Linked DNA regions of Homo sapiens: region 1 is linked to region 2. Evidence: chromatin loops called from intact Hi-C (ENCODE). Cell type or tissue: HepG2. All regions are shown on one strand. Links, peaks and the distances in the headings refer to the core of each region. The heading gives the core; the rest is flanking DNA. Region 1 has its middle 26 kb from the start of SLAIN2. Region 2 overlaps SLAIN2 (SLAIN motif family member 2).

Evidence for each region. Peaks named below come from ENCODE experiments on the same cell type or tissue, not always from the same donor. Only the 100,000 strongest peaks of a DNase experiment are listed, where the experiment ranks them.
Region 1: a loop joins it to region 2, with 2.1 times the contacts of the local background. A loop is called at or near these places in 9 of 110 quality-filtered maps.

The regions. Positions count from the first base shown.
Region 1 is chr4:48,307,597-48,324,400 of GRCh38, forward strand. No RefSeq gene overlaps it. Among named protein-coding and RNA genes, the nearest start is that of SLAIN2, 26 kb to the right of the region's middle. RefSeq lists an enhancer at 8,436-8,730. In HepG2, for the core only: a CTCF peak has its summit at 8,622 (motif pointing right); a DNase peak (open chromatin) is centred at 8,625.
Region 2 is chr4:48,417,548-48,434,351 of GRCh38, forward strand. SLAIN2 (SLAIN motif family member 2) reads left to right here. Exons shown (of 8, transcript NM_020846.2): 7 at 2,578-2,896; 8 at 4,464-8,654. The coding sequence ends at 4,530. Among named protein-coding and RNA genes, the nearest start is that of SLC10A4, 57 kb to the right of the region's middle. In HepG2, for the core only: no CTCF peak of the experiment used is centred there; no DNase peak of the experiment used is centred there.

The DNA.
Region 1 (16,804 bases), core at 4,424-12,423, 110 kb before region 2:
AACCATCGCAGTAGCAACTGGTTCAGTCAAGAATCATTAATGGGTGCTGAAACTGGTGGGCAAATGTTCAACGGGAAACAGGATATATAGCCCCGAAGTATCTCACCACAAATTACTTTTTAACTTTAAAGGGAAAAATAGCAACTTTAGAGTGGAGAAAACAGGCAGACATCACTTTAACCAAAGTAGCATCATGACTACTGAGACAAACCAATATTATGTGAACTGATGTGTGTATGACACAACACACTGAGATTACAGCATCACTTCTGTGCTAACCCTAACCCAAATGCATAACCCGAATCTAAGCATGAGGTGACATCAAACAAACCTAAACTAAGGAACATTCTACAAAGTAACTGGTCCATATGCTTCAAAAATGTCAAACTCATGAAAGACAAAGAAAGCCAGAGGAGTTATCCCAGATGAAAGAATACAAGAGTGACATGGCAGCTAAATGCAATAAGTGATCCTGGACTAGATTGGACTCTGTGTCACAAAATTATTTTTATTTTCCTAAGAATGACATCATTGGATAATTGGTGATTTTGAGTAATTCGTTCCATGTTGCTTTTATTGAGAAGCCTCAGAATGCAAATTTAATATAAAATACTTAAAGTATCGACACCATATAACAAGATTAAAACTGTGAAAACATTAGTCTCACTTTGCCCCTCTGTAAGAATGATCCAGTTCTAAAAGACGGTTCTTCAGACTTTGCTCTCAAAAATTACAAACAACTCTCATAGTAACATTGACAGAGAATTTCTAATATATATAGGTCCTGAATATGTTACAGATTTCATAAACTAAATTTGAGGACTGTTGGTGGGAGCTCAGTAGCTGATCTATTCTACTGAAAAGCTGAAAAAGGAGAAAGATGATTAATAAGGCTGTCATAACCAAACAATATGAGTTTTATAGCTTATACCAGCTTTCAGAATTGCACTTAGAAACACAGTGGCAATCAGTCCAATACCTTGACCTTGATGCAATGCATTCTATTTCCTGTATCATTAAATGTGGTGGAATTGTTATGAAGATGAGTGTTACACATCCCAGTTTTTTGGATAATGTTCTCCATAAATTTTATATATTGACTGCAATGCCTTATAGTTAAAAGGCAAGCTTGTTTCTCATTAACTATGTAACTTCAAGCTAATTACTTGGCTTCTTTGAGCCCTAGAGCCTGAATTTGTTATATGATAGGGTCAGAATCTCTTGTCTCTGAAATTCTTTTCAAGTCTAGTTGTGGATCATTCGAGATTTCAGTCAATAGTTAAGTTATCCGTAAAAATGATATATTTCTTCTAAAGCCAAAATAGAAAACTGCTCTTCTTTAAGAGCAATTCCTTATGTTAGCTTATTTTATGAAGTATTTTAGTTACATGAAAAATGTATAATTAAGAATAGAACAAACTTCCGCGTACCCACCATCCAGCTAAAATACAGAACATTACAGTTTGTTATCTACCATGTTGGCAAAAATCCTTGAGTCTGACAAAATGCCTTATTACCAACTCTGCAGGGAAATAGGCACTTTCACATATTGTTGGCAGGAATGCAAAAACAGTATGATGGGAATTTGGCAATATCTAGCAAAATTACATATGCATTTAATCCTGGACACCACAATCACCTTTCTAAATCTATCTCAGAGATATATAGGCAGAAATATGAAATGATGTATATACAAACTTATTCATTGTAGTACTATTTGTAATAGCAAAAGATTGCAAACAATCCAAATGTTCATCAATAAAGGACTGGTTGAAGAAATAATGATGAAGTACTATTCCACTATAAAAAATAGTTTATAAGATGCTGTGAATTGCGTATAGCATGCTACCTTTTGTTTAAGAAAGAGGGACTATAAGTGTATGTGTGTGAGTGTGTGTGGAATAAGCATTTTTTAAAAGTGATAATAGAAGGATAAACCAAAAGCCGATAAAAAAATGATTACTTATAACGGAAGGAAAAAACAGGAATCAGAGGATGACAAATACACATAAGAAAAGATGTTCAACCTCATACGTCATTAGGGAATTGCAAATTAAAATGAGATACCACTACACATATATTAGAATGGCTAAAATTCAAAACACTGACAGCACTAAATGCTTGTGAGGATGTGGACAACAGGAACTCTCATTCATTGCTGGTGGAAATGCAAAATGGTAAAACCACATAGGAAGACAGTTTGGCAGCTTCCTACAAAACCAAGCATACTCTTACTGTATGATCCAGCAATCATACTCCTTCGTATTTGTCCAAATGAGTTGAAAACTTACATCCACACAAAATGCTGTATGTTATTTTTTACAGCAGCTTTATTCATAATTGCCAAATCTTGGAAGCAGACAATGTCCTTCAGTAGGTGAATGGATGAACAACCTGTGGTACATCTTTACGGCAGAGTATTATGCAGAACTAAAAAGGAATGAGCTATCAAGCCACTTAAAGACATGGAGGAAACTTAAACGCATACTGCTAAGTGAAAAAAACAGTCTCAGTAGATAATTATAACTGTAATAATCCACCCTTATCCACAGTTTTGCTTTCTGCAGTTAACCAAGGCCTGAAAATATTACATGGAAAGTTTCAGAAATAACTAATTCATAAGGTTTAAATTGCACACTCTTCTGAGTAGCATGATGAAATTTTGTGCTATCCTGCTCCATCCTGCCCTGAACCTGAAACATTCCTTTGTCCAGTGCATCCATGCTCTATATATTACCAGATACATTAGTTACTTAATAGCTGTCTCTGTTATCAAATCAACATGTACAAGAAGAGTGAGTACAGTACAATTAGATATTTTGAGAGAGAAAGCATATTTACATAACTTTTATTACAGTATATTGTTATAATTGTTCTATTTTATTATTAGTTATTGTTGTTAATTTCTTACTGCACATAATTTATAAGTAAACCTTATAAGTATGTATGTGTAGGGTTCTATGCTATCCATAGTTTCAGGCACCTACTGTCGGTCTTGTAACATATCCCTTGAGGATAAAGGGGGACTATTATGTATGACATTCAATAAAAAGCAAAATTATGGATACAGGAAAAGGTCAGTGGTTGCCAGGGTTTTGGGGAAAGAAGGGAGGGATGAATATTGGAACATAAGGGATTTTTAGGGCAGTGAAATTACTCTGTATGTTATTGTAACGGTGGATATGTCATTAGACATTTTTCAAAACCCACAGAATGTGCAACACAAAACAACAAACCTTAATATAAACCATGGTCTTTAGTTAATAACTGTACCAATGTTGGCTATCAATTGTAATAAATATACCACAATAATGCAGGACATTAATAATAGGGAAAAAGAGGCAGGTTTTCTGTAAACCTAAAGCTGTTTTAAAAAATAAATCTGTTAACGAAAAAGAAAGGCAGGGGACACAGACTGGAAATAAACCTTCTCAGATGAAATCTGTCATATGGTTTTGACTTTCAAAACATGTAAATGTGACTATTAAATAACTTCAAAAACCAATTACTTTAAGAAGAAAATAAAAGAAAAAAGCAATCCCTAAAAATCTAAACCAAATTGAGACAAGTGAACTTAGCTCTACAGTAAGTTGGTGGCAAGACCAAATAGAGAAGAGCTCTGTCTAATGACTGCAAAAGGAATATTTTGGCTTTCATTCTTTTGTGAGATATATCCTAAAGACTAAAACATCACAAAGAAGTGTAACCTGTATTTAGTCATTTTATTGTTACTTACAATATTGGGGTTGCTATTTTGAAACTGTTATTTTAAAAATACCTATGATGCTGGGTGTGGTAGCTGCACCTGTAGCCCCAGCTACTCAGGAGGTTGAGGCAGATTGCTTGAGGCCATGAGTTTGAGGCTGCAGTGGGCAATATAGCAAGCACTCTACCCTGGGCAACATAGGAAGACCCTATCTCTAAAATAAAAAATAAACAAATAAATAGCTACATATAGCAAATATACATTATTTATATGGTAGGAAAAGACAAATACATGTTAATGTTATTAAAAACCAAGATTTTTAGCTTAAGAGAACAAAGGCAAAATATTACAAAGTAGGTTAAAGTTCTAATCTTTAATTTAAATAGAAAATATCAGTACGAACTCATTATTTACTTTTCTCCTTCTAGAAAATAGTTATTTCCCAGTTCTATCCACTGGAAAGTTCTGGAAGTAATAACAACTTAGTAGCAATGATCATCCCTAGTGCTCAGATTATAGTCTTCAAAGACCAAGGAAGCAAGCAAGGCCTTTGAAGAACTGGCTGATTTCATATAGAATAGGAAATATACATCCTGAGCCTGAGACCACTTGCTGTGCCTGAAAGACAGAAAGCTATCAGAGACTACTGGGGTCATATCAAAATAATGAAAGAGTCAAACTAAAAATGCTCCACTCGCCAAAAATGGCAACAATTTGAGCATCAAAAGAGAATAACAGAACACTTACTATATGATGCAACTGAGTAAAAGAATCCAGAGACATGATTCTACTTTTAGGAATTCCTAGAAAAACCTACTCTATAGTGACAGGAAGCAGATTAATGGTTGCCTAGGGCTAGGGATGGAGTGGGAGTAAGACTCACTGCAGAGGGGCTGAAAGGAATTTTTGGGGGTGATAGAAATATTCTATATTCTAGGCCAGGCAAAGTGGCTCACGCCTATAATCCCAGCACTTTGGAAGGCCGAGGCAGGTGGATCACTTGAGGTCAGGAGTTCAAGACCAGCCTGACCAGTATGGTGAAACCCCATCTCTACCAAAAATACAAAAATTAGCTGGGCATGGTGGCAGGCACCTGTAATACCGACTTCTCAGGAGGTTGAGGCAGGAGAATCGCTTGAACCCTAGAGGCAGAAGTTGCAGTGAGCGAGATTACACCACTGCACTCCCGCCTGGCAACAGAGCAAGACTCCGTCTCAAAAAAAAAAAAGAAATTTTCTCTATTCTGATTGTGGGGGTAGTTATACAGGCATATGCATTTTTCAAAATTCATTCAATTGCACAGTTTCTTTTTTTTTATTATTATACTTTAAGTTTTAGGGTACATGTGCACAACATGCAGGTTTGTTACATATGTATAAATGTGCCATGTTGGTGTGCTGCACCCATTAACTCTTCATTTCACATTAGGTATATCGCCTAATGCTATCCCTTCCCACTCCCCCCACCCCACAACAGGCCCCGGTGTGTGATGTTCCCCTTCCTGTGTCCATGTGTTCTCATTGTTCAATTCCCACCTATGAGTGAGAACATGCGGTGTTTGGTTTTTTGTCCTTGCGGTAGTTTGCTGAGAATGATGGTTTCCAGCTTCATCCATGTCCCTACAAAGGACATGAACTCATCATTTTTTATGGCTGCATAGTATTCCATGGTGTATATGTGCCACATTTTCTTAATCCAGTCTATCATTGTTGGACATTTGGGTTGGTTCCAAGTCTTTGCTATTGTGAATAGTGCCGCAATAAACATACATGTGCATGTGTCTTTATAGCAGCATGTTTTATAATCCTTTGTGTATATACCCAGTAATGGAATTGCTGGGTCAAATGGTGTTTCTAGTTCTAGATCCCTGAGGAATCGCCACACTGACTTCCACAATGGTTGAACTAATTTACAGTCCCATCAACCGCGTAAAAGTGTTCCTATTTCTCCACATCCTCTCCAGCACCTGTTTTTTCCTGACTTTTTAATGATAGCCATTCTAACTGGTGTGAGATGGTATCTCATTGTGGTTTTGATTTGCATTTCTCTGATGTCCAGTGATGAAGAGCATTTTTTCATGTGTCTTTTGGCTACATAAATGTCTTCTTTTGAGACGTGTCTGTTCATATCCTTCGCCCACTTTTTGATGGGGTTGTTTTTTTCTTGTAAATTTGTTTGAGTTCATTGTAGATTCTGGATAATAGCCCTTTGTCAGATGAGTAGATTGCAAAAATTTTCTCCCATTCTGTAGGTTGCCTGTTGACCCTGATGGTAGTTTCTTTTGCTGTGCAGAAGCTCTTTAGTTTCATTAGATCCCATTTGTCAATTTTGGCTTTTGTTGCCATTGCTTTTGGTGTTTTAGACATGAAGTCCTTGCCCAGGCGTATGTCCTGAATGGTCTTGCCTAGGTTTTCTTCTAGGGTTTTTATGGTTTTAGGTCTAACATTTAAGTCTTTAATCCATCTTGAATTAATTTTTGTATAAGGTATAAGGAAGGGATCCAGTTTCAGCTTTCTACATATGGCTAGCCAGTTTTTCCAGCACCATTTATTAAATAGGGAATCCTTGCCCGATTTCTTGTTTTTGTCAGGTTTGTCAAAGATCAGATAGTTGTAGACACGCAGCATTATTTCTGAGGGCTCTGTTCTGTTCCATTGGTCTATATCTCTGTTTTGGTACCAGTACCATGCTGTTTTGGTTACTGTAGCCTTGTAGTATAGTTTGAAGTCAGGTAGCATGATGCCTCCAGCTTTGTTCTTTTGGCTTAGGATTGACTTGGCAATGTGGGTTCTTTTTGGTTCCATATGAACTTTAAAGTAGTTTTTTCCAATTCTGTGAAGAAAGTCATTGGTGGCTTGATGGGGATGGCATTGAATCTATAAATTACCTTGGGCAGTATGGCCATTTTCATGATATTGATTCTTCCTACCCATGAGCATGGAATGTTCTTCCATTTCTTTGTATCCTCTTTTATTTCATTGAGCAGTGGTTTGTAGTTCTCCTTGAAGAGGTCCTTCATGTCCCTTGTAAGTTGGATTCCTAGGTATTTTATTCTCTTTGAAGCAATTGTGAATGGGAGTTCACTCATGATTTGGCTCTCTGTTTGTCTGTTATTGGTGTATAAGAATGCTTGTGATTTTTGCACATTGATTTTGTATCCTGAGACTTTGCTGAAGTTGCCTATCAGCTTAAGGAGAGTTTGGGCTGAGACGATGGGGTTTTCTAGATACACAATTCATGTCATCTGCAAACAGGGACAATTTGACTTCCTCTCTTCCTAATTGAATACCCTTTATTTCCTTCTCCTGCCTGATAGCCCTGGCCAGAACTTCCAACACTATGTTGAATAGGAGTGGTGAGAGAGGGCATCCCTGTCTTGTGCCAGTTTTCAAAGGGAATGCTTCCAGGTTTTGCCCATTCAGTATGATATTGGCTGTGGGTTTGTCATAGATAGCTCTTATTATTTTGAGATACATCCCATCAATACCTAATTTATTGAGAGTTTTTAGCATGAAGGTTGTTGAATTTTGTCAAAGGCCTTTTCTGCATCTATTGAGATAATCATGTGGTTTTTTTGTTGTTGGTTCTGTTTATATGCTGGATTACATTTATTGATTTGCATATGTTGAACCAGCCTTGCATTCCAAGGATGAAGCCCACTTGATCATGGTGGATAAGCTCTTTGATGTCAATTGCACAGTTTCTAAATGAGTGCATTTTATTGCATTTAAATTATAATTCCAATAATATTAATTTTTTAAAAAAGAGAAAAGGAATAAAGACTACAATGAATAGAAATCATAAGTGTAAAAATCTCAGAGTCCTTAATAAGTCTTTTTAAAAAATCGTCTTCATTCACCAATTGCCAGGATACCAACTGCTATAGTTTGGAATACTGTTCTCTCTAAATCTCATGTTGAAATTGGATACCCTATGTTGGAAGCGGGGCCCAATGAGAGGTGTTTGGATCACAGGGGCAGATCCCTCATGAATAGTTTAATGCCCTCTCCCAGGAGTGAGTTCTTACTCAGTAAGTTCTCATGAGAGCCTGTTGTTAAAAGGAGCCTGGCATCTCCTCTGTTTCTCTCTTGCTTCCTCTCTCACCATGGAGCTCTGTACACGCCAGGTTTCCTTCACCTTCTACCATGGATGGAAGCCTAAGGCCCTCACCCGATGCAGATGCCTGTACTGTACTTCTTGTACAGTCTGCAGAATCGTGAGCTAAGCAAACCTCGTTTCATTATAAATTTCTCAGCCTCAGATATTCCTTTATAGCAACACACAACACACTAAGACACCAAATCATTATGCTAAAAATCGATAAATGTAAGTTATCACTTACCCTGCTTTTCTTATGTGGGCTGGACTTCAAGGTACCTAGTGGTTGATGAGGGAAAGTTCTTTATAGAACAATTACAGTTAATAAATGCAGAAAGAATGATAAATTAGAAAATGACTATTTTTGAAATATTTTACAAAATGATGAATCTAAGTAAAAATCATCAGTGGTTTCTAAAACCATTAGGTGAAAGATAGATAAGGATCCTTAATACTATATCTATTGATGAATCAGGTCAACCACATTTGAACCACATTTAATTGATGGATAACCAGACATTACGTGCCTCTTGCTGTGATACAATAGGAAGTATAGAGCATCATATATAGAGTATCCTTGCCTAAATAAATAAATCTTAAAAACTGAATCAAAAACAAACCTCTAAATCTTACTGTCAGTTTGTAGGAAATACTATTCTGTACTCGCTAAAATGAGAAAGTGAGTCTGACCTTAGCAAGCTTAGTGAAGATGTAGAACCCTGGAAACTCTCACAATCTGCTGCCAGGAATGCAAATTGGCCCACGCAGTTTGAATTTGACAACACACACAAAATGGGGAAAATCACCTCCTTGCCACTAGATGGTGCTTATTGGCTTTTGAGTAGTTTGTTGTATTGTTTTCTGTTACATTGCTGCATTCCTCTTTTTACTTCTGATGGATCACTGGAGGAACGGACTGGGCACTAGGGACTAGAGCCTCACCAGAATGTTGTCACTGGGATCCCAAAAGCCGTATCTGCTGCGGAACTATGTTGCCCCTGGGGACACATCTCTGAGAGTTGCTGCTTGCCCTAGCCACTTACATTATTCAGTTCCTTAACAATATCTGTCTCTATACTGTGTCGAGGGTATTTTTCTGAAGAATATATTTTTCAATACAGTCTTATTATTTTTAATTATTTCACATAATATCTGTGCTCTCTATTTAACTTTTTTAAGATAACTTTGAAATTATAAAATATGGTACAAGAAAATCCTTCATACACTTCATCTAGGCCCCAGGTTCACCACTTATTACGATTTACCATTCTCTCTCTCTCTCTCTAAATCATATGTATATAATTTATATATGCCATATATATTATTTTATATACTTTTATATATTATATATATTTTATATATTATATAATTTATAGATATGTATATAATTTATAGATATATTGTATAATTTATATATTAATTTATGTATTTATTATATAATATATGATATATAGTTTATATATATTATACATATATATACATTTCTAAACCTTTTAATAGTGAGTTGCAGACATAATGCCCCACTGGCCTTATAAACACAGACACTATTCTATAAAACCACAGCATACCCATCAAAATCAGAAAATTAACATGGATATAGTGCTATCTAATGTACAGACCCCTTTCAAATTTTACCAGTTATCCCAATAGTATCCATTATAGCAAACATACAACAAAACAAAATAAGAAACAAAAAACCCACAATTGTTTAAAAACTTCTTTCCCTTTCCCCTTTTCCTTTTTGTTCCAGGACTCAACCCAGGATTATCCACAGCATTTAGTTGTCATGTACATATCTTCTTCAATCTAGACAGTTCCTCAGGCTTTCCTTGTCTTTTATTATCTTGACATTTTTAAAGGCCAGATATTTATACTACCTTCAATTTGGGTTTGTCTGATATTTTTTCATGATTAAAGTTATGATTTTGCAGGGCAGGACTATCACAAGTGATACTGTGTTAGTGCATCATATTAGGAGGTGCACAATGTCAGTTTGTCCTATTACTGGTAAATTAACCTTTATCATTTTGTTTGTCCACTGTTAGTCTTATAAATAAATATGTTTATTTATTATTATTATTAATGCTATTATTAAATAATTAAAAAGCATTTTATGGGGAGATACTTTGAGACTATGTTAAGTATCTTTTCTCTCATCAAACTTTCACTCATTATTTTGGCCTCCTATTTTAGTATGGTTGTTATCAAATGGTGATTCTCTAATTCCATTATTTCTTTTTTTTTTGAGACGGAGTTTTGCTCTTGTTGCCTAGGCTAGAGTGCAATGACTCGATCTAGGCTCACTGAAACCACCTTCCGTGTTCAAGCAATTCTCCTGTCTCAGCCTCCTGAGTAGCTGGGATTACAGGCATTCGCCACCACACCCGGCTAATTTTTGATATTTTTAGTAGAGACGGGGTTTCACTATGTTGACCAGGCTGGTCTCGAACTCCTGACCTCAGGTGATCTGCCCGCCTCGGCCTCCCAAAGTGCTGGGATTACAGGCGTGAGCCACTATGCCCAGCCTATTATTTCTCCTACATTAACTATTTGGCTTAACTTGTAAAGAAGAGCTTTCCATTTATTTATTCATTTCTTTGTATCAGTATAGGTTCATGGATTCTATTTTATTCAATGGCTTATAATATGTTACTAACGTTATTTATTTTGATGCTCAAATTGTTTTGTATTTGGCAAGTGGGATCCCCTTCAGTTTGAATCCTTTGTCCTTTAATGTGGTTCAAATCTACTTTGAGAGCTTTCTTATTTTCTGGTGCAAGATGTTTCACACTCAGCTTATACTTTTGTCTGCACAGTCCTGAAACTGGTGACTTCTCCATGAGCCTTGGTTCCTTTTAGTAAGGTATTTAAAAACCAAGATCTGCGGTGACTCACGCCTGTAATCCCAGCACTTTGGGAGGCCGAGGCGGGTGGATCATGAGGTCAGGAGATCGAGACCATCCTGGCTAACAAGGTGAAACCCCGTCTCTACTAAAAATACAAAAAATTAGCCGGGCGCGGTGGCGGGCGCCTGTGGTCCCAGCTACTTGGGAGGCTGAGGCAGGAGAAAGGCGTGAACCCGGGAAGCGGAGCTTGCAGTGAGCCGAGATTGCGCCACTGCAGTCCGCAGTCCGGCCTGGGCGACAGAGCGAGACTCCGTCTCAAAAAAAAAAAAAAAAAACAAAACAAAAAACCAAGATCTGGGTACTAAGTGTGCTTATCGCTACAAAGATGCCACTGTTCACAGACCCTCTTACCAAACACAGCCAGAGAATACATATATATCCATTCCTATATATATTTCAACCTCTATATCTGCATATTAACACCACTATGAGCTCACAGAAGTATCTATAATTCTAATCATATACCACAGAGTTTTGTTTTGTTTTTGAGATGGAGTCTCACTCTGTCGCCAGGCTGGAGTACACTGGTGTGATCTCGGCTCACTGCAACCTCCGCCTCCTGGGTTCAAGCAATTCTCCTGTCTCAGCTTCCCAAGTAGCTGGGACTACAAGCACTTGCCACCATGCCCAGCAATTTTTATATTTTTAGTAGTGACAGGGTTTCACCATGTTGGCCAGGATGGTCTCAACCACAGAGTTTATTGTAGCCTTTCCTCTTTCTGTATTTGTTCTCCTTACTCTGTAAGAAAGTTGTCTTTCATTGTCCTTAATCTATTAATTTTCCCTGTAGGTAATCAATATCCAGATGAAGTGAATTATCTCTTTGGCAGAAACCACCACACGATATCCACAGTTTACTTCCTCAGCCCCAGCCCCTCTAAAACTTCCAGGCACACGATATCAGTCTCCCTACCCCAAATGATCTCCAGTCATTCATGATTCCTGCCTTCCCTGCAGTATGCACATAGGATCAAGCACCAAGGCCTGACTATGCTACCTCCTAAATTTTTCCTGAATCTGCATTTTCCTCTATATTCTATGTGATTGCATGACTAGGAAAACCTTGCCAACTGCCTAGTTAATCATTGATGTCATTGAGATAACTAATATAATCTTTCTCCCTCTCCCTTTAATTTTTTTGACTTATTAAGAATTATTAAGTGTTGGCCGGGCGCAGTGGCTCATGCCTGTAATCCCAGGACTTTGGGAGGCCGAGGCAGGCAGATCACGAGGTCTGGAGATCGAGACCATCGTGGCTAACACGGTGAAACCTCGTCTCTACTCAAAATACAAAAGAAAATTAGCCGGGCGTGGTGGTGGGCGCCTGTAATCCCAGCTACTCGGGAGGCTGAGGCAGGAGAATGGCGTGAACCCGGCGGGCGGAGCTTGCAGTGAGCCGAGATCCCGCCACTGCACTCCAGCCTGGGCGACAGAGCGAGACTCCGACTCAAAAAAAAAAAAAAATTATTAAGGGCCTTATTAGTCATAGGTAAAGATCAGCATATTTCCCCAGCCATGCTTGTTATCGTCCTAGTAATTATTCAAGGGGTTCAAGAATTGAACATGAGAAGTTAAGCCTTGGTCCTGGCCCACAAAGTGGGGAGAATGATACCCAGGTGACAGAGCTGTTTTAATTAAAGGATAGAGGGAGTAGGAGAAGGTGAGAGGCCATTTCTATCACTTCAGCCTCACTGGTGGGCTCCTTATCCTCTAGCTTCCAATCCTAATCTCTAATGGGTAAGGTCTAAAGCTCAGCTCTTCTCTCCTATTCTGGCAGGGATTAAATTCAGTATTAATCAGCTACTAACTAATTGCTAAGCTTCTATGGGTAGCTCAGGTGGATGCTGCACTCTTTCTAGTAATTTACCCAGGAGTCCAGTTGAACCGTACTTGTCTTTTAACAATTTTGCTTTGTCAACCACCTTGCTTTACCACCTCAGGGTTGATATAACAGGTGGGTGTGGGGTAAGGTTGGAAAAAAAAGTAACCTTTTTTCTGATTATAAAAGAAATCATTACATTATAGAAATTTGAGAAAAATAAAATGAAGAAAACAAAAAATCACCTATAATATCACAACCTCCTGATGTAATTTTTTCCAGTTTTTGCTATGGTTTTATAAAATAAACTAGACATTATAATAAGTATTAACCTTTATACTGTTTTTCTTTTTCTTTCTTTTTTTTGAGAGACAAAGTCTCGCTCTTCCACCAATGCTGGAGTGCAGTGGCATGATCAGAGCTCACTTTAGCCTCTTTGAACTCCTGGCCTCAGCCTCCTGTGTAGCTGGGACTGTAGGTACAAGCCACCATGCCTAGCTAATTTTTTTAAATATTTTTTGTAGAGACAGAGTCTCAAACTCTGTCTGCTGGTCTCAAACTCCTGGCTCCAAGTGATCCTCCACCTCAGCCTTGTTTTTTTCTTAACATTATAATATAAACATTCTTCCATTTAAAAATTCTTTTAAAACATTAATAAAAATATAGATGTGTCTAATTTCATAAGGTACAAATTTTTTACATGGAGGTTGTTTTCAGTTTTTTATTATTATAAATATTTCCAAAATAAACATTTATGTACATAAATCATTTTTCCACATTGATAATTACTTTCTTAGGTTAAATTGCCAGATCTAGAATTATCTGGCCTAAATCTGTGAATACAGTTAAGCTACTGGAGAATATTGCCTTATTGTTTTTCGAAAAGCTTGCTGTAATTTGCACTTTCATGGGCTGTGTATGAGAGTGAGTGCCTTTTTCACGCCCCAAACATTGCACCTTAAAAAACAGAGTAAGAAGTAATATGATGAAAAGGGGAGGTAAATAAAAAAGGGAGATCAGGCCGTCACTTGAGAGAGAACGTTAGCTTCTGAGTTCTCTCCTTCTACATGAGAATGTGATGGGGCTATTTAGCCATTCTGATCTTCTTGGGGGCCTTTAGCCTTGTCTAGGGAAAACATGTCTTGTACACGTCTAGGGAAACAAAAGATCTGAAATCATAAGATGCCTCAGTGCTGCTGGAATTCAAACTTACCATTTGACAGGAAAGAGAAGGAAATTAGATTGCAGAGGATGGATACTTTGGAACATCCTTCCTCCCTCCTTTTTTCTCACCCTTCACATCTGATCAATCTACAAATCCTGCTACTCCGCTTCCTCTCTGTCACCACCTCTCCACGCCTATTAGGTTCTCTAGTTCAGGCTGTCATCATCCTTCAACCTGAATAAACACAATAGCCTCCTAACAGATCTCCCTCAAGTCCATCCTTCTCCCAGAGTAATCTGTCTAAAGCACAAATGTAGCCATCACCAGCCCCACAAGCTCCCTTTAAATACCCTCAAGGATGCTTCTGCCTACAGAATGGAGGTGAAGCTATTTTTCCTGAAAGCAAGGGTGTCCTGACTTATTCCGCACCTGTTATTACTGCTTCATCTTTTCCTTTCTCCTTCCTTGTACATTATGCTTAATTAATAGCAACTACTGGTAGTTACTGCCCAAACACCATTCTATTTCTTGCCTCTAAATTGTTCGTTCCCACTACCTAGCATAACTTTCCTCCCTCTCTGATAATGACTAGGGCAGTATTCTATTCAAAATATTCTTTTTCAAAAATATTAATTGCCCATCCCTGGGGTAATATCTTACTTCCCTGCTCAACAGAAATCAGGTTTGGACACATAATTTGTTTGGACCAATAGTATGTGGGCAGAAGTTATGTTTATCACTTCCAAGCAGAAACTTCACGAGCCAGAATGTGACTTGCTATGGGTTTTTGTTTGTTTTTCTTTTTCCCTGCTATGAGATCAATAATGTTCTAGAAGCTGCTTTGTCAGCTTGGGTCCTAACATGAAAATATTGGCAATCTGGAATATATATGAATGAGACATAAACCTTGATTGCTGTAAGCCCCTGAGATGTTGCAGTCATTTGTTACTGCAGCATAATGTATCCTATCCTGACTGATAATACTGGCCATCTCCTAATCATTCTTTCAGACTAGTATTACTTCTATGACGTTCTGTACATGTATGGCTGCCTAATACTTAATGATACAAATAAATGTTTTCTTTGGATGATATGGTTTGGATCTGTGTCCCCACCCAAGTCTCATGTTCAATTGTAATCCCTAGTGTTGGAGGTGGAGCCCGGGGGGAGATGACTGGATCATGGGGCAGAGTTCTTATGAATGGTTTCATAACATCCTTCTTGGTACTGTACAGTGAGTGCGTTCTCATGAGATCAGTTTGTTTAGAAGTGTGTAACACCTCCTGTCTCTCTCTCTCTCTTTCCCTCTCTCTCGGTCCTGCTCCTGCCATGTAAGACTCATGCTCCCACTTTGCCTTCTGCCATGCTTCTAAGCTCCTTGAGGCCTCCCCAGAAGCAGAAGCCACTATGTTTCTTGTATAGCCTGCGGAACCATGGCCAATTAAAGCTCTTTTCTTTATAAATTACCCAGTGTCAGGTATTTCTTTATAGCAGTTCCAGAACTGACTAATACATTAGAGAAGGCCCCATTGCATGATGTTTGGCAAAAAACAGATTCTGCCTCCCACTAAGGAAGCCAGAAAGAGCAGATACTTGCTCTCCTAGACTCCTCACAGCTAGGGAAATACCATGTGACCTAAGGTCAGCCATTTGGAAGTTCCCTGCTCAGGACTTAAGAGTTTTGATACAAAGAAGCAAGAACAGGATAGTATAGCATTAATTCTGTTGCTGGAGGCAATATCCAGCGTCCAGTGGAGTGACAGTAGTGAGAACAGAGTCAAGGGGTGAGAGCAAGTGTCCAAGATAAGCAGACTGTTCTGGTGGTATCTCTGGCTGAGTTCCAGACTGCCTAGTCCCTTCAGTTCCTGCTCATTTCCTGAACCTGCTCCTCCAGTTTTCCCAATGATTCTTTTCTTTTTCCTTTTTTTTTTTTTTTTTTGAGATGGAGTCTCACTCTGTCACCCAGGCTGGAGTACAGTGGTGCAATCTTGGCTCACTGCAACCTCCACCTCCCAGGTTCAAGCAATTCTTCCACCTCAGCCTCCCGAGTAGCTGAGATTACAGGCATGAACCACTACGCCTGGCTAATTTTTTGTACTTTTAATAGAGACGGGGTTTCACCATGTTGGCCAGGCTGGTCTCGAACTCCTGACCTCAAGTGATCCGCATGCCTCAGCTTCCCAAAGTGCTGGGATTACAGGCATGAGCCCCTGCGCCTGGCCTATCATGGGTCTTTGCTGAGAAACCTTACTTGAGGTCTATAGCTATATCAGTATATTGTATTTACATCTCTATATGAAACAGAGCATTTCAGCTCATTAATACTCCATAATTGTGAATGAAAATTAAATAGCAAGTTTCAAGCTGGTAGGGAACCTATGGCAATGCTTGAAGAGGAGGGGATCAAATAAAACGTGGACTTGTGAGGGAAATCCACTTTAAGATAATTCAGGTTGAATTCAGAGATTTTAATATTTGTAGTAATCTATCACATCCACACTCTTCAGGGAAGGTCTGAGAGTTGAATATTGCTTAGAAGGAAGGGAAAGTTGAGAGTAGAGAAATGCTGTTCCACCTCTGTTGCATGCACTTAAAAGAGAGAATTTATAAATGGCAGATTTTGATTACTTTGCTATTCTATTTTAGCTTCTATTTTTTGTCACTTTTATTACACTTTCTTCTCTTTTATTGTAGTATCTGATTATTTTATACATGATAACTATGGACAGCAGAATTTTTTACAAACTTATTTCCTGAAACTAAAATGGTAACCATTTTAGAGAATGCTTGGGGATATCTAGTTAATTTGAAGATGCACATGTAACCCAGAAATTGTACCTGTAAGTATATATCCTAGAGAAACTCTTGCATATATGCACAAGGAGACATATACAAGTATGTACTTACAACATTGTTGGTTGTGTCTTCTATTAATAGAAGAATGAACAAATTAATTGTGGTCTATTTATTGAAGAGTATACCATACAGTAGTGAAAAAGAATGAGCTAGGCCTACATGTATTAACATGGGTGAATCTTGAAAACATAATGCTGAGGGAAAAAGAAGATTGGATAAGAATACCAATAATAGTATAACAGCATTTGAAACAG
Region 2 (16,804 bases), core at 2,897-10,896:
AAAAGAGAATTTTAGACCAATATCCTTGATGAACATTGATGCAAAAATCCTCAATAAAATACTGGCAAACCGAATCCAGCAGCACATCAAAAAGCTTACCCACCATGATCAAGTGGGCTTCATCCCTGGGATGCAAGGCTGGTTCAATATACGCAAATCAATAAATGTAATCCAGCATATAAACAGAGCCAAAGACAAAAACCACATGATTATCTCAATAGATGCAGAAAAAGCCTTTGACAAAATTCAACAACCCTTCATGCTAAAAACTCTCAATAAATTAGGTATTGATGGGATGTATTTCAAAATAATAAGAGCTATCTATGGTGTGGTATTTTTAATCTTGATTTCTAATGTTCGTTGCTGGCATATAGAAACATAGTCAGTGTTTGTATTTTTATCCAGTTCTGTGACCTTACTGAATTCACTTATTATTTCTAGAAGTGTGTGTGTGTGTAGATTCATTGGGATTTTCTGTGTAGACAACCATGGGGACAGTTTCTAACCTCTGTGCCTTTTATTATTATTTCTTCTTCTTCTTCTTCCTCTTCCTCCTCTTCCTCCCTCCTTCCTCCTTCTTTCTCCTTCCTCCTTCTTTCTCCTTCCTTCTCCCTCTTCTTCTTTTTTTTTTTTCTTGTTTATTGCACTGGCTAGAATTAGTGGTAAGAGCGTATGTTCTTGTCTTGTTCCTGGTCTTAGGGGAGATGCATTCAATCTTTCTTCATTAAGTATAATGTTAACTGTAGGGTTTTTGTAGATGTTCTTTATGAGGTTGAGGAAATTTTCCCTATTTCTGTTTTTCGGAGAACTTTTTTCATGACTGTGTTGAATTTTGTCAGATGCTTTTTTTGAGTCCGCTGTTACAATTCTGTGATTTTTCTTCATCCTGTTACTGTGGATTACACTGATTGATTTTCAAATATTGAACCAACCTTGCATCTTGGAATAAATCCTCCTTAGTCATGGCATATAAATCTATTTATATATTGCTGGATTCTATTTTCTAATATTTTTTTAAGGATTTTTACATCTATATTTGTAAACAATATTGATCCGAAGTTTTCTTTTTTGATACTGTCCTTTTCTAGTTTTGGTATCTCAGTAATACTGGCTTCATAAAATGAATTGGGACATGTTCTTTCCTATTTTGTGACGGAGATTATGTTGAATTTGTGTTCATTCTTAAACATTTGGTGGAATTTCCCAAGGTTGCTCCCAACCTCCAACAAACATTTGTTCTGCTGCTTGTTACCATAAATTAGATATGACTTTCCTCAAATTTCTTTATAACACAACATTCTACAGTGTGTGTGTGTGTATGTACACACGGACTGTTTTGTGTCTGGCACTCATTTCATTCAGCAAAATTTTTGATATTCATCTTTGTTCTATACATCAGTAGTTTACTCCTTTTTACTGCTGAGCGGTATTCTGTTGCGTGGATATGCTACAAATTGTTTATCCATTCATGTGTTGATGGACATTTGAGCTTTTTTCAGTCTTTGGCTGTTACAAAGTTGTAGTCAAGTCTTTGTGTGGACATAAGCTTTTTTCTGTTTTCCTTTTTTTTTTTGAGACAGAGTCTCGCTCTGTTGCCCAGGCTGGAATGCAGTACCGCGATCCCCGCTTATTGCAACCTCCGCCTCCTGGGTTCAAGCAGTTCTCCTGCCTCAGCCTCCCAAGTAGCTGGGACTACAAGCATGCACCACCACCCCCAACTAATTTTTGTATTTTTAGTAGAGATGGGTTTTTCACCATGTTGGCCAGGCAGGTCCCGAACTCCTGACCTCAGGTGATCCGCCCGCCTCGGACTCCCAAAGTGCTGGGATTACAGGTGTGAGTTACCACGCCTGATCTTCTTTTTTCTTTTTGAAGCAGAGTCTTGCTCTGTCACCCAGGCCGGAGTGCAGTGGCATCATCTCGGCTCACTGCAGCCTCTGCATCTCTGGTTCAGGCAGTTCTCCTGCTTCAGTTTTGAGTAGTTGGGATTATGGGTGCATGTCACCATGCCCAGCTGCCTTTTTGTTTGTTTTTTCATCATGTTGTGCTTTGTGAAGCACAGCAATGGAAGCACTTTTTAAAAATGATTTTTAGTTTCTAAATTTTTAGTTACAGTGTCAGTAATATGGGATTTGGACATAGAGCCTCCAGATACTTGATACATGTTTACGTGAATGTTTCTTTTCAGGGGAAATACATTTCAAATTCTAGACAACAGTTGGGTAGTCAACCTGTTTTTCACCTCTAGAATGTTTGTTCATATGTGGCCCACATTAGTTGCTACTGTGAGACAGAATCCTGCAGTGCCTTTTCTCTTCTGGTATTATGGATTCCAAGCTGGCCTATTTAAAATACTGTTGTCAAAGACAGTTGTAATCCTCTAAGTACTTGGTCATTTAGAACTCACAGTTACTTTTTTTCTTTTAGTAGCCCAGGAATAGCTTTTATTGTTTGCATTGCTGTGAAGTTTCCTGAATACACATGTACTAGTGCCCAATCATCAGTTGTAATTTAAAGCAATGGTTTCATATATACAGATTTCCACTCAAAAATTGGTTTTTCTTTGCCATCCCACAGTACCTTCTCCAGGCAAATTCCGTTCCCCTGCAGCACCATCTCCTTTGGCTCTTCGGCAACCAGTGAAAGCATTTAGTAACCATGGCTCTGGTTCTCCTGGTAGCCAAGAAATAACACAGCTCACACAAACCACCTCCTCACCTGGGCCTCCTATGGTTCAGAGCACAGTCTCAGCAAATCCTCCCAGCAATATCAACAGCGCTACTCTAACCAGACCTGCAGGGACAACTGCAATGAGAAGTGGCTTGCCCAGACCCAGTGCCCCTTCTGCTGGGGGCATACCAGTGCCTCGCAGCAAACTTGCACAGCCTGTTCGCAGGTAAGTGGCAGATGTTCTGTTTCAGCATTCTTGAGTGCCTGAAAGTGGATAGACTGGAATGAATTAGCTTCATCCGTATGTTTGATAGTAAACAGAAAGTCATGGTGGATTCCCACCAGAGTTTTAGTACCATTTGAATAAAACTTTACTACATTGTTTTTAAGAAATCCTCATTTGGGACTTTTACCAGTTTGGTTCAGATTAAATTTGTCCAGTTGCCTAACGTGATTAAGCATCTCAGAGGACCCCTAGAAAAAAAATTGTTAGAGCCTCTCAATTTGATTGTGATATTCATTCATTTCGAATATAATTATATTCAATAAAGATGATAAAGGTATATTAGAATATAGAGTGATATTTAAGATAAAACTTCTAGCTACCAAGTCTGAGTATAATCTATAAGCATGGTTTTCAAACCCTTATTCTATAATTCAGAATTATCTGTGAGATTTATATAAATGTAGGGTGTAAGTTTTACCTTCAGAGAGTCTAACTTAGTAGATCTGTTATGAGGCCCAGAATCTGTGGGTGTGCTAGGTATTTTGTTGTTGTTTTTTGTTTTGTTTTTGTTTTTGTTTTGTTTTTGTTTTGAGATGGGGTCTTGCTTTGTCTCCCAGGCTGGAGTGCGGTGGTGCAATCTTGGCTCACTGCAGCCTTGACCTCCCAGGCTCAAGCAATCCTGTCACCTCAGCACCCCCTGTAGCTGGGACTACAGGCGCACACCACCATGCCTGGCTAATTTTTGTAGAGATGGGGTTTTACCATGTTGCCCAGGCTTGTCTGGAGCTCCTGAGTTCAAGTGATCTGCTTGCCTCAGCCTCCCAGAATGCTGGGATTACAGTTGCTGGTTTTTTTGTTTGTTTGTTGTTTGTTTGCGTAATCTTCAGATGATTCTGAATCAGACAGGTTGGGAATGATGCATCTGTAACCTTTCAAGAATGGGATTACCACCATCAGTAAACTTTGGTGTCAAATATAATTAAACTGGAAATATTTATCACTGTGCTAAATAAGTAAATGCTTGCTTTGTTTAATCTTCATAATAATATTAAATGAGTAGGTATTCTTATTTCTATTTTTCAAAAGAGGATATTGAAATTTAATGGAATTAAGTAATTTGCCTAAGGCCACATAGCTAATAAAACTATGAGTTCCAAGTATGTCTGACTTTGGAGCTCTTTTAATCACTGTCCCATACTGCCTTTCTAGTGATGCTGACACTGAGCTTCTAATATCACATTCATCATTCTGCCTCTCAAAATAATAAGTAAATGATAAGGTTGGTTATCTGTGTGCTTGGAAAAGGTGAGACCATCTTTTCCTTTCTTTTATCTAGTAGCTATGTTAACAAAATGGGAAGTCATCTGGTGCCCAGTAAAACTTGGAAGTTGTGAAAATGCAGAGTGTGGGGAGGTTGTACTAGTACCTGTTTAGAGCTTAGGACTTGGTACGGCCTTCATGGGATCGTGATGCCACCTGAAGAGTAATTAATATATGTGTGAGATAGTATGGTACTATTTCATAAAGACATTTATCAAATTTTAATTACAAAATTGCTTTATTACAGATCCTTGCCAGCTCCTAAAACCTATGGTAGCATGAAAGATGACAGTTGGAAAGATGGCTGTTACTGACCAGCAAAGACAAGAATGCAGAAGTCCACGGCTTCATGGATACCCTTCACCAGGCTAAAAAACAACTTTTATATGCAGACTGTTCAGATAAGACTCTTGGGATTTATAAAATCCCAGCCCTCTCTGTCTTAATTAGCACAAACCGACAGAGATCATCAAACAGCACTTTAATGACATTTAACATCAGATGTGTTTGGTAATCATACAATCACTCTCCATAGAATCACTTTTAGTTTTGTTTAATAGAAACTAGGTTGATTTTTAAAAAATATTTGACAGAGGCCAATATCTGGGCAAATACCTAATGGATGCCAAAGAGAAATGCCCATTTGTAAATGAGAAAAATGCCCATTTGTGCACAAGAAAATGGTGAATTCAGGCTATCCAAAACTTCACATTCAACCTAATTTACTGTATAAATAGTATCAATAAATATTTGTGTTAATGAGAACTAATATTCTGACTAATTATCTAAAGTGTTTCACTAGTACACCAGGAAACTACAGATTGAGATTAGGGGGTGGGAGGAAAGAAACCTGGGCTAGAGATTAAAACATTCCTAAATTTAGCAGAATTTCAGAAATGATTTTTGCAGATTCATTAGAAAAGAAAAATTGTCATTTAATCTTAAGTTTTGGATGTAGCTCACATGTCACCACCACCAGATAGTGTTACAGCATGTATCCATCATGTTGCATTGACACATCAAACTTGTGTGTGTTTGTTTTGATTGCCAAAAGGGCTTAATATCAGTTGTACAATCTTTCTGAACTTTATAGTTCCTGGCTCAGGAAAGATGGCCTTTGCTATTGAAGCCAACTTCTTCACATGCTGTTATCTTTACAGAACTAAGAGATCTTGTTTCTATTAGCAGGTTTTCATGATAGGAAAGAACAAGTAGTGTGTGTCTTTATTCTTGATACAACACCACCTCGGTGCTTGCAACCTGGAACAAAACCATACCATGAGAGAGAGGGGGAAAAAAATCTATGCACTTAACCTACAAAATCTCTGGTGATGACAGTTGTATTGTTGCTATTACATGGCATAACGGTCTATTATGTGGTAGGAAAATATAGCCTGCTAAATCCTACTTAAGTTGATCCACTTTAAACTGAGTAACTGTATAAAACATCTATTGAAAATTCTTTTCCTTTTGACTTAGATTCTGCCTTACATCAATTTTTGCATTTTTGGTAAAAAAAAAACCCTACTACGTATGACTCTAACCTGATACTTGCTCTCTAATGGCTCTTAATATATCCTTGAAATCGGCTATTTCAATTTTATCAGACTTTTACCAGAGTAAAACTTGCTTCTGTAGCAGGCCTCTCATTTTTTATTATGAGGTCTGTTTTTAAATACTTAATTTGAACAGCTCTAAGATATTGTCACTTAGGTCATCTAAAAGCTTTTAGAGATTTGAACATAAGTTCATTTCCTGTTAATCAAAGACATTCCGTAAGTTGGCAAAAGAAATTGGGAGAGAGAAATAGAAGGCTTGATATTCTGGACAGCATTAAGGTTGATAGGTTGATGATAAAAACTTAAAACCAGGACCTCCATTCTGTCATGACTGACACCATGGTAGTCTGTCAGCTTGACCAGTGGAGAGTCATTCATTTAGCACAAGCAGCTGGAGATTTAAACTGCCAGTACTATGTATTTGGTGTATAATGCAAGGAAGAAACTTTATCCTTGAATTTGAGGGTGATGGGGTGGGTCAGGAAAGGATGGCGCCAGAATTCTACATGATAATGAACTAAAAAATGTTGCTTTTCAGAGGAAGATAAAGCATCTTCTTTTGGGAGGGGGGTATCTCATGTCTAAGTAAGTAAAAGAAAGAAGTAGCTACTGTCTCTTTTAAAAACCACGTACAAAACAGAACAAGTCTCAGTTTTCAGTGCAACATTTCAAAAAATATATATGCTGCAATCTAATAATTAAAAGGAATTTTACCTATTATGAAACATATTACATTTTTTAAGTTAGATAATCAGTTTCAAAAGGAGTATTCAGGTTATTTAACTTTGTTTTTAAATGGCTGCATCAGAAAAAAATGTCTATTTTTTTTTATTAAAATATTTCATCACTTGTTAAAACATATTTTTGATCTGAGTTTGGTAAAGTATTATTTTACCTGCTGTTGTACTACCACAGACTGTTGACTTTTAGTTTCTTAAAGAGAAAAATTGCCTTTTTACTAGAAAGCCTTTGTATATTGCAATTTTTCTGTTTGGGAAAATCTAAGGATTTACTGTGGTTAGTCTTACAGAAGAAATGTGGATTTGATAAACTAGTGCCTATGATTTTAACTTATGTTTGATATATAGTAGTAAGGGTTTTATGAATGTTGATTATTTTGTGCCAACAGCCCAGAATTGTCACTTATATGTAAGCAGAAAACAATGAGCTCTGCTTCCAAAGTTATTTAATTTTCTCAGTGTTTGAATGTTATTTTTTGTAAGTGTGTTAATAAAAGTGTAAAGAATTGGAAAAAATATAAATATTCTTAACTCAAGCATTTGCTGGATCATTTTTCTACAAAACTTGTTTGTACAATATAAAACACTCTCTGAAGAGTTGACTTTTTTTCAGTTTCGTATCCTGGAAATCACATTTTGTAAAACTGGGGACCATTCATAATTGTCAGATACTTTTTAAAATTATCTCAATACATCACTTTTATAAAAAAAAAAAGTTTTTTTGAAAGAAAATTAGATACATATGTGGCCCCAGATGTTTGTATAACTCTAGAATGATCTAGACTATGTATGTTTAAATTAACTTTTTATTGAATGTACAGGTGTCCATTTTTGACGTTAAGCATGGTCCTTTAAGGTCACATGACGTTTGATTTGCAAACATTTCTATAGCCGAACTTGTATATGTGGTTGCCTCCTTAATAAACAGCCTGACCATAATGTTTATTATTAAATTTATATTCTTTAAGTGTTTAATTAATCTCTGGATATGGTAAGATTCCTTTTTTCCTCTCAGTTGCCTACACTTGGTTTTAATAAATTACTCAGTTGAGTTTTTCTTTAACCACAGAAACCCAAATCATATTGCCCTTTCAGATTTAGTCTTCATGGGGTTGGATTATGTCTTATATTTTCTCTGTCAGAGTTATTTCATATATGGATTTTACTTGAAGGAAATTTACAGTTTACTCTAAATTGATTTGTTCTTGGAACTTTTTTACCTGCTGTGAATTGATACCTAGTTATAAAAAGCTAGCATTTGCCTAGATCATAACTATGTATGGTATCTAGTTAGAAAAAAACAAGCAAAAAGCTATTATGAGTTTCCAAGAGGGACAATTAATGCATTTTCATACCAAATGCGAATATTTAGGTGATCACGTGCATCTTTTCTTGTATGGATGGAAAAATCAAGAATTGTACACTGTTTAATGAGTTCTCCATATTCCTTTAGGAGATATTTGCTTTGCAATTACATGTTACAATTAGAATAATTACAATTAAAATAATATTACATGTTACAATTAGATTAATAGTGATGAGAGGGAAAAAAGACACCCTTCTGTTTTTTTCTCTCAAGCCAGTCTAAAAACTTGAAGAGCCATTTAAAATTAAATGTCACTATACTTGTATTATAAATCAATACATAAGTTTAAACCTGTTATATACTCAGTGCAACAGAAAAACCCATATGGAGGTTCAACCACTGATGTATTTTGAATGATCCTAAATATAAGTCTTGGGTGGCTAAATGGCCCTCTGCTTACCAGTCTGAAAATGAAACCGATTATACTCATCGGCCTTATTTACTGTAATACAAACTGGTTAAAACTATGTTAACTGAATGCTAGTTTGAAACAAATTATCTACATTAAGTCATCTTAATGTTTTCTCTTTAAAAGAAATAAAAAAATCTGTTTCTTCTGATTTCGAAAGTAATAGAAACTCTGCTGTAGAACATAAACTAAAAATATTAAAAAGTATAAAGGTAAAAAATGATAGTTGTCTGCAATCCCATAATCCGGAAATATTGAAGTACTGTCCGTAACATGGTTATGACATGTTAAGTGGAAGGGTAGAAGGTCTTTTTTTTTTTAAGGAGAAAATGTTTCTTTTAAATAAATGTTTCTTATGTAAAAATGTTGACATGAGTTTGCTTTTGCACAGAAGTATACATTAACTGCTATTGAAAGCTTGGCATATATCTTAATTCCTGATTTTAGATATTTCTTGATAAAACTATCGTATGTATTGTTTGTATTGTTTATAACATTAATTGGTTTTTTACAATTTATACTTTTTTTTTTTTTTTAAACAGTCTTGCTCTGTTGCTCAAGCTGGTGGAGTGCAGTGGCATGATCTCGGCTCACTGCAACCTCTGCCTCCCAGGTTCAAGCAATTTCCCTGTCTCAGCCTCCCAAGTTGCTGGGACTACAGGCACATGCCACCATGCCCAGCTAATTTTTGTATTTTTAGTAGAGACCGGGTTTCACCATGTTTGTCAGGCTGGTCTCAAACTCCTGACTTCATGTGATCCACCCACTGTTGTACCTGCTGTTGTATTTTTTACCTGCTGTTGTACTACCATAGACTATTGACTTTTAGTTTCCTAAAGAGAAAAACTTTCTTTTTTTTTTTATGAGATGGGGTCTCACTATTTTGCCCAGGATGGTCTCGAACTCCTGGGCTCATGCGATTCTCCCGCCTCAGCCTCCCAAAGTGCTGGGATTACAGACATGAGCCACCACGCCTAGCCTCTATACATATTGAAATTTGAGAAATATATAATAAATTATAAAGAAGAAAAAGTACCTAATTCAATAGGTAGTCAGCCACTTAAATTTGAAGATAATGTCTTTGTTTCTTTTTCCTTCTAAAATTGTAATCATATGCTTGACAGTAACTTTTTCTGAAGTCTGAATTCATGACTACCATGATGTAGATGGATTCTGCTGCTACAAAAAAAAGCCATTTAGTTCTGGAAAGAGTTTATAAATATTCTAAAACTTTGCCAAACTATATTATTGTAGTCCTTCGTATCGTATCCTTTGTTGATACTTGAATGCCCCCCACCACCACCCCTGCCTCCCATCTACCATGAATTGACAGTATTGATTGAGTACAATGCCAGTTTTAAACCACCTTTAAAGAAATAACAGGCACAACCAAATAGGCTAGTCTTCAGTAGAGTTATTAAACTTGATCACCGGAAGGGCTATTAAAACAGATTTCTGCACTGTACTCCCGAGAATTTCCAAGTCCAAAAATTCTAGGAGTAGGGTTCCCAGGACAGGTCAGGTGCACATTACTGGACTAATTGACTGTGACTAGAGGATTGGCGTTGAGGTAGAACACTAGCTATGGTTTTCTACTGTGAAAACCATATGGATGGAATGGGGAAAGACCATTTTCCCTGAAGGTGATGCTGTCCCAAGAAAGTAGGCCAGGTCTTGAGCAAACAATACAGTAGGTACACATCACAAATGTCTCAGTGCATATTATATAAAATGATTATACCATGTCAGTGGTCACTGACCTGGAGGAAACATTTGTAGTAAGAAGAGAAGTTTCTGGTAGTATTTGAGCTCCTGGCTCAATACAGGAGGCCCTGTATTACTCCTGTCCATGGATTCCACTAGGCATCTTGGTATGCTTATTAAAAGTTCCCCTTCGTACATAGGCCAGTTTAAGCTAAGGTTCTATCATTTGCAAACAGCAGGAAGAGATGATTTTTCAAATGTTTTAAAAATTGATAAATTATGTACAGAAGTTTGTACAACTCAAATGTTCAGCTCAAAGAATTATCACTAAATTACTACATGTGTAATCACCATGTAGACAAGAAATAGAATGTTCACCGCACCCCAAAAACTCTCCTAGTGTCATCTGACAATCTGCTTCCTTCCTCTTCTACAAAGATAACAGTTACTGACTGGGTGGGGTGACTCACACCTGTAATTCCAGCACTTACGGGAGGCTGAGGTGGGAGGATCGCATGAGCCCAGGAGTTGGAGACCATCCTGGGCAACATAGTGAGAACCCCATCTCTCAGAAAAAAGACAACAGCTATTCTGACTTCTAACATTGTACAGCATCGGTGCATTATATAACATCTCAGTCAACATGGTCTGCCTATAGGTCAATACTCCAGTAAAATTATAATGAGACTGAAATATTTCCATCGCCTAGTGACATAGCCCAACGCATTTACTCACGTGTTTGTGGTGATGCTGATATAAACAAGCCTGCTGCGCTGCTAGTCATAGAAGTATAGCGCATAATACTTGATAATAAACAACTTTGAAACTGGTTTACATATTTACCATACTTTATTGTTATTTTAGAATGCACTCCTACTTATTTTTAAGTGAACTGTAAAACAGCATCAGGCAGATCCTTCATGAGATATTCTAGAAAACATTGTTATGATAGGAGATGACTGCTCCATGCATTTTATTACCCCTGAAGACCTTCCAGTGGGACACATGTGGAAGTGGAAGACAGTGATATTGATGATTTTGACTCTGTGCAGGCCTAAGCTAATGTGTGTGTTCATGTCTTAGTTTTCAACAAAAATTTTTTTAAGGAAAAATGTTTATAGAATGAGATATAAAGAAAATAATTTTGAGCAGCTGTACAATGTATTTTAAGCTAAGTATTGTGAAAGAGTCAAAAAGTGAAAACTGTAAGTAATAAGGTAAAAACCTTGCAGTAAGCTAAGGTTAATTATTGAAAAAAATTTATAAATCTAGTGTAGCCTAAGTACAGTGTTTAAAAGTATAGTAATGTTCTAGGCCTTGACATTCACTCACCGACCCACCTCAAGCAACTTGCAGTTCTGCAAGCTCTGTACATGTTAAGTGCCCTTTACAGGTATCTCATCTTTTATCTTTTATACGGTATTTTCACTGTAGCTTTTCTGTGTTTAGATATGCAAATACTTACCATTGTGCTACACTCACCTACAATATTTAGTGCAGCAACATGCTGTACAGGTTTGTAGCCTAGGGCTATATCATATTGCCTGGGTGTGTAGTGGGCAGTCATCTAGGTTTGTGTAAGTACACTCTGATGTTCCCACAAGGGTGAACTCACCTAACAAGGCATTTCTCAGAATGTATCTGTGTCAAGCGACACATGACTGTAATTTAGTTTTGCCTACTTTTGAACTTTAAGTAGAACCATACAATTTGTATTTTTTCTTCTTTGAAGGGTAATTTTTTCTTTGAAAGCTGAAAATGATTTTCTCTTAGTCACTAAACAGAAATAATGTGAGATTCACCCATGTCGCTGATGTCATTGTAATTTTAATTTGTTCATTTTCATTGCTGCTGTTACATGCCATTGTACAAATATATCACAGTTTGTCCATTCTAATGTCAAGGACAGTTGTGGTGTTTCCAGTTTGGAGCTCTTAAGAGTAATGCAGTTTTGGATTTCAGTATAGTCAAAATGGCATAAGCCCATTGAAGCCTCTCTCACTGACTAAAAATTCTGTACAAAATGTAAAAGACAACTGAGAACACTGGGGGTGGGGGTGGGGTGGGGGGTAGCAGCAGGATTGAAGACGGAGTCAGACCTGGAGAAAAGACCCATACAAGGGTGAACTTCTCATTTCTCCCCTCTTTCTTGACCCTGAGCCAAGGGAGGGCACCCAGAAGAGCTGTCACAGAGGCCCTTCTGGCAGATAAACTTTGAGGAAAAACCCAAAAGATGAGAAAAAGGAGTTCCTGGAAGCTAGAGAATGTCAGGGGAAATCCCCAGGTATTTATGTTTTCTCTCATGGCTTGTCTTGGGTAAGCCCTCAGGTAAGCTGTGCTAGCAAGTGGTGCCAACAGTTAAAATTGATGGAAGCACTCTCTCTGGGCAGAGGAAATGGGAAAAGAGCCTTTGCAGTCTTGAAGACTGGAGGTCATCTGCATTTTTCTCTATTTACTCTCTCTGTTCTGAGGGTGGCCTGAGTTGTGGGAACTGCATAGTAATAGTGGTGGAACTAAAATTCCAAGCAAAACCCTTGTTTCTGGCCAGAGGACAGGGGAATGGGCTGTCTTAGGGCATGATGGGGGGAACCAGAGAGAACAAAGCAGAAGGAATCCCTTTATTCTATGTGTTAATTAGTACAAGCTCTAAGCTTACATACTCAGGACAGACCCAAAGCAGCACACTAGAGGCTTTAGGAACTAAAGTACAATTTAAACCACTGGCCAAGACACAGATTACTGAGCAGTACATGATAAGCTTGATCCAATATAATATAACCCTTTTTGAAAGCAACTGGGAATCACAGCCACAGAAGACGGCAGAAAACTTTCAGTATGAACCTATCTGGGTTTATTGTTAAACAAAAATCAGCATTCTCCAGAATATTTTAACAAGACCTAGAGTCTAAATTATAATATTCAGAATGTGCAGCATTTAATCTAAAATTACCTGGCATACAAAGAACCAGGAAAATGTAATACATTCTCAAGAAAAAAGACAGATGTCAACACCAATATGATCCGGATGTTGGACTTACAAAGTTTAAGGCAGCTGTTATGAAATAAGCACTCTTATGAATGGAAAGATAGAAGTCCTCAGGAGAGTAGAAAAAATAAGTTTAAGAACCAAATAGGAATTTTAGAACTGAAAAAATATGTAAAAGTATTTCAATTTGATGGATTCAACAGCTGACTGAAGATGGCAGAAGAGTCAATGAAGTTGAAGAGAGCAATACAATTTACTCAATCTGGAGAACAGAGACAAAAAACTGAAAAAATGAGCAGAGCCTCAGGAACCTGACAACAATATTGAAGGTCTAACAGTTGTGTTATTGGAATCCAATGGTAAATTGGCTCTCAAAAGGTTCTTATTTGTATTGTTTTCCAATGTCCAAGTGCATCCATTTGGGTATTCTCTGTTGTGAAGTCTCTTTCAAATCATTTGTCTGATTTTATATTGAGGTGTCTCTTTCTCTTACTAATTTATAGGAGTTCTGTAGGTATTGTGGAGAGAGTTTTTAGTAAAGTTGTTTGTAACCCTTTTTAATGAATGCAGGATCTGAAGTGACAACCCCTTAATTCCATGTGTTAGTATTTGGATCTCTCTCTCTTTATCACCTTCCCTCCCTCACTCTTTCCCCTCCATACCTCTTCTCTTACCAGTTCCACCAGGGGTTTCTTAAGTTTAGTGTTGTAGCTATTTGTTGTGTCCCAGGATCCAGTCCTTGGTCCACCTCTCTGTCTACACTCTTGCAGTGTTTCATGGCTGAGAAACCATTTGTTATATGTCTGGAGACTCCAGACTCACATACCAAACTGCCTCCTCAGTGTCTTCATTTGAATATTAAACAGGCAGCTCAGAGTGTACCTGTGCAAAGCCGCAATTCTGATCTTGCAAACCTGTTTCATTCATCTCAGCTAATAGCAATTTTGGAGTCATTCTTGGTATCTCTTCTCCCTCACTCACTCTTTTGCTCTCTCTCTCCATACACACCTAACCAATCTGTAAATAAATCTCATTGATTCTACCTTCAAAATATATCCAGACTCTAACCACTTCCTTGCCTCAACCCTCACTCCCACACAGCCACAAGTGATCCTTTTAAAATGTAATTCAGTCATGTCAAACCTCATCTCAAATCCTCCAGGGGCTCACCAAGTATTTATTGTAAAAGCCAAAATGTCTATTGCTCCCCCCGACTTATTTCTCTGGCATTATCTCCTCCCTCACTCCACTCCATTTCAACTTCCCTGGCTCCTGGCTCCTGGCCTCAGGCACATTCCCACCAGAGACCCAAGAAAACACTGCCTGTTTCCTCTGCTGAGACGCTCTTTGCCCCAGATGCCATATGTCGAATCCCTTACCTGCTTCAAGTCTGCTCATGTGTCACCTCCTCAGTGAAAATTTTGACTCAGCCCCTCCCCCAGCTTCTAATCTTATTTTTTTTTAACCAAACTCTTCCTCTTTTCCATAGCACTTATCACCTCCAAGCATCCCATATAATTAACTCATTATTATGCCAGCTTTCTCTTCTCCCTCCACTCGTGTGCATGCCCTTGCATGTGGGCACACACACCCACACACACCCGCATGCATGTATACCATATATGGTTCATGGAGGCAGAGATCATTTTTGTTTATCAACTCTTGGCAAATACCTAGACCAGTGCCTGGCACATGGTAGGCACACAAATATTTACTGAATGAAAGCATTGCTGATGGGAGTCTCTTTAGAGAGCAATTTGAAACACAACAAAATTTAAAACATACCTTTGGCCTGGCTACGGTGGCTCACACCTATAATCCCAAGTTTGAGAGGCCACGGCTGGAGGATTGCTTGAGACCAGAAGTTTTTTGAGACCAACTTAGGCAACATAGTAGACCCCATCTCTACAAAAAAATAAATTTAAAAAATGTACATTTGGACCCATTGATTCCACTTCTAATTATCTTATAGGTGTACCTGTCTATGTGCTTGTGTAGATAAGAATACAAGAATATGTATATAGTAGTATTTGTGGACAAACAAGGCTGGACTTAAATGTCCCTCAATAGGAAACTGGTTAAATTATGAAACATTCACTGAAATATTAGGCACCTATTACCAAGATCAAGATATAATAGCTCTATGTGTAATGATATGGAAAGACACCCACGATGCATCATGAAAAGTAAAAACAAGGTGTCAAAATGCCATTTGGAATAAAAAGGTTTGTGTGTCATATTTGCTCTGTTAACAATGACTGCTTCTGAAGGGATACAAAAGAAACAGGTAACTGGTTACCTGTGAAGACGGGAGTGGGAGACACAGCTAACAGTGGTAAGGAGATAAGGAACCAGCATTTTACCTGAGTATTTTAATTCTTTTTTCTTTTTTTTTTTTCTTTTTTTTTTTAAGAGACGGGGTCTGTTGGCCAGGCTGGAGTGCAGCGTGATCATAGCTCACTACAGCCTTGAACTCCTGGGCTCAAGCGATCCTCCCACGTCAGTCAGCCTCCTGAGTAGCTGGGACTAGGGGCGCACACCCACCCCACCTAGCCCTGTTTGAATTCTTTATCATGTCCATATGTATACCCACTGCTTTTTCAAACAGTAAAAGAGAAATATAACCGCTGTTTTCCTTGCTCCCCTCAAAAAACTTGTTTTACTTAATGAAATGAGTTCAATCTAGTCTGTGAATGCACTCTTCATTGTTTCAGCCTTCTCCATTCATGGCATCATGAGTTTTGTATTTGCACCACGAGAAGCATTTTCATGAATTTTACTCTAATATTATGCATTTGGCTTTATCAAGGGTTTATGAAGAACAAAAGCTGCTTCTGCCTCTGGTGTAAAATTATCAAGAGCATTGTTCCTTATGTGACTCAATATCCCCTATATAAAGGCCCATGTGAGAATTTTTTTCTAGAATGCAGTATCTGGAAAAATCATTGTCTCTTTTGAGGAACTGGGGCTCTCCTTCAATACAAGACCTATGTGATTTATCATGTTTGCATTTTTGTCCCTGTTGCCCGAAAGTTTAGATCCATATATGACGCTCAATTGCAGCAACTGAATTTATTTTTTTTTTAAGCCGGTTTTGTCCCCAAAAGGATTTAAGGTGGTTTATAGAAATATGAGATGAAGGTGTGGTTTTTTGAGTCTCGTTCTGTCACCCAGGCTGGTGTGCAGTGGCACGATCACAACTCCCTGTAACCTTGGACTTCTGGGCTCACAATCCTCCCACTTCAATCTCCCCAGTTGCAGAATTACAGGCATGAGCCACTGCACCTGGCAAAGGTGTCTTGTTTGTTTATATATTTGTTTATATAATTTCAACTTTTATTTTAGATTCAGAGGGTACATGTGCAGATTTTTTACATGAGAGTCTTGCATAATGCTGGAATTTGGGGTTCTATTTAACCCATCACCCAAACAGCGAACATAGTATCCAGTAGGTAGTTTTTCAGCCTCTCCCCTTTTGGAATCCCCAATGTCTACTGTTCCCATCTTTTTATCCATATGTACCCATTGTTTAGCTCCCACTTATATATGAGGACATGCGGTATTTTCTGTTTCTGAGTTAATTCACTTAGGATGATGGCCTCCAGCTGTGTCCATGTGACTGCAAAGGACATGATTTTTATTCTTTTTTATGGCTGTGTAGTATTCTGTGGTGTGTGTGTATCACATTTGCTTTATCCAGTCATTTGTTGATGGACACTTAGGTTGATTTCATTTATATAATTTATATATTTTAATAATATAAATATATTAAATATATAAATGCTATTGTGAATAGTGCTGCGATGAACATACAAGTGCATGTA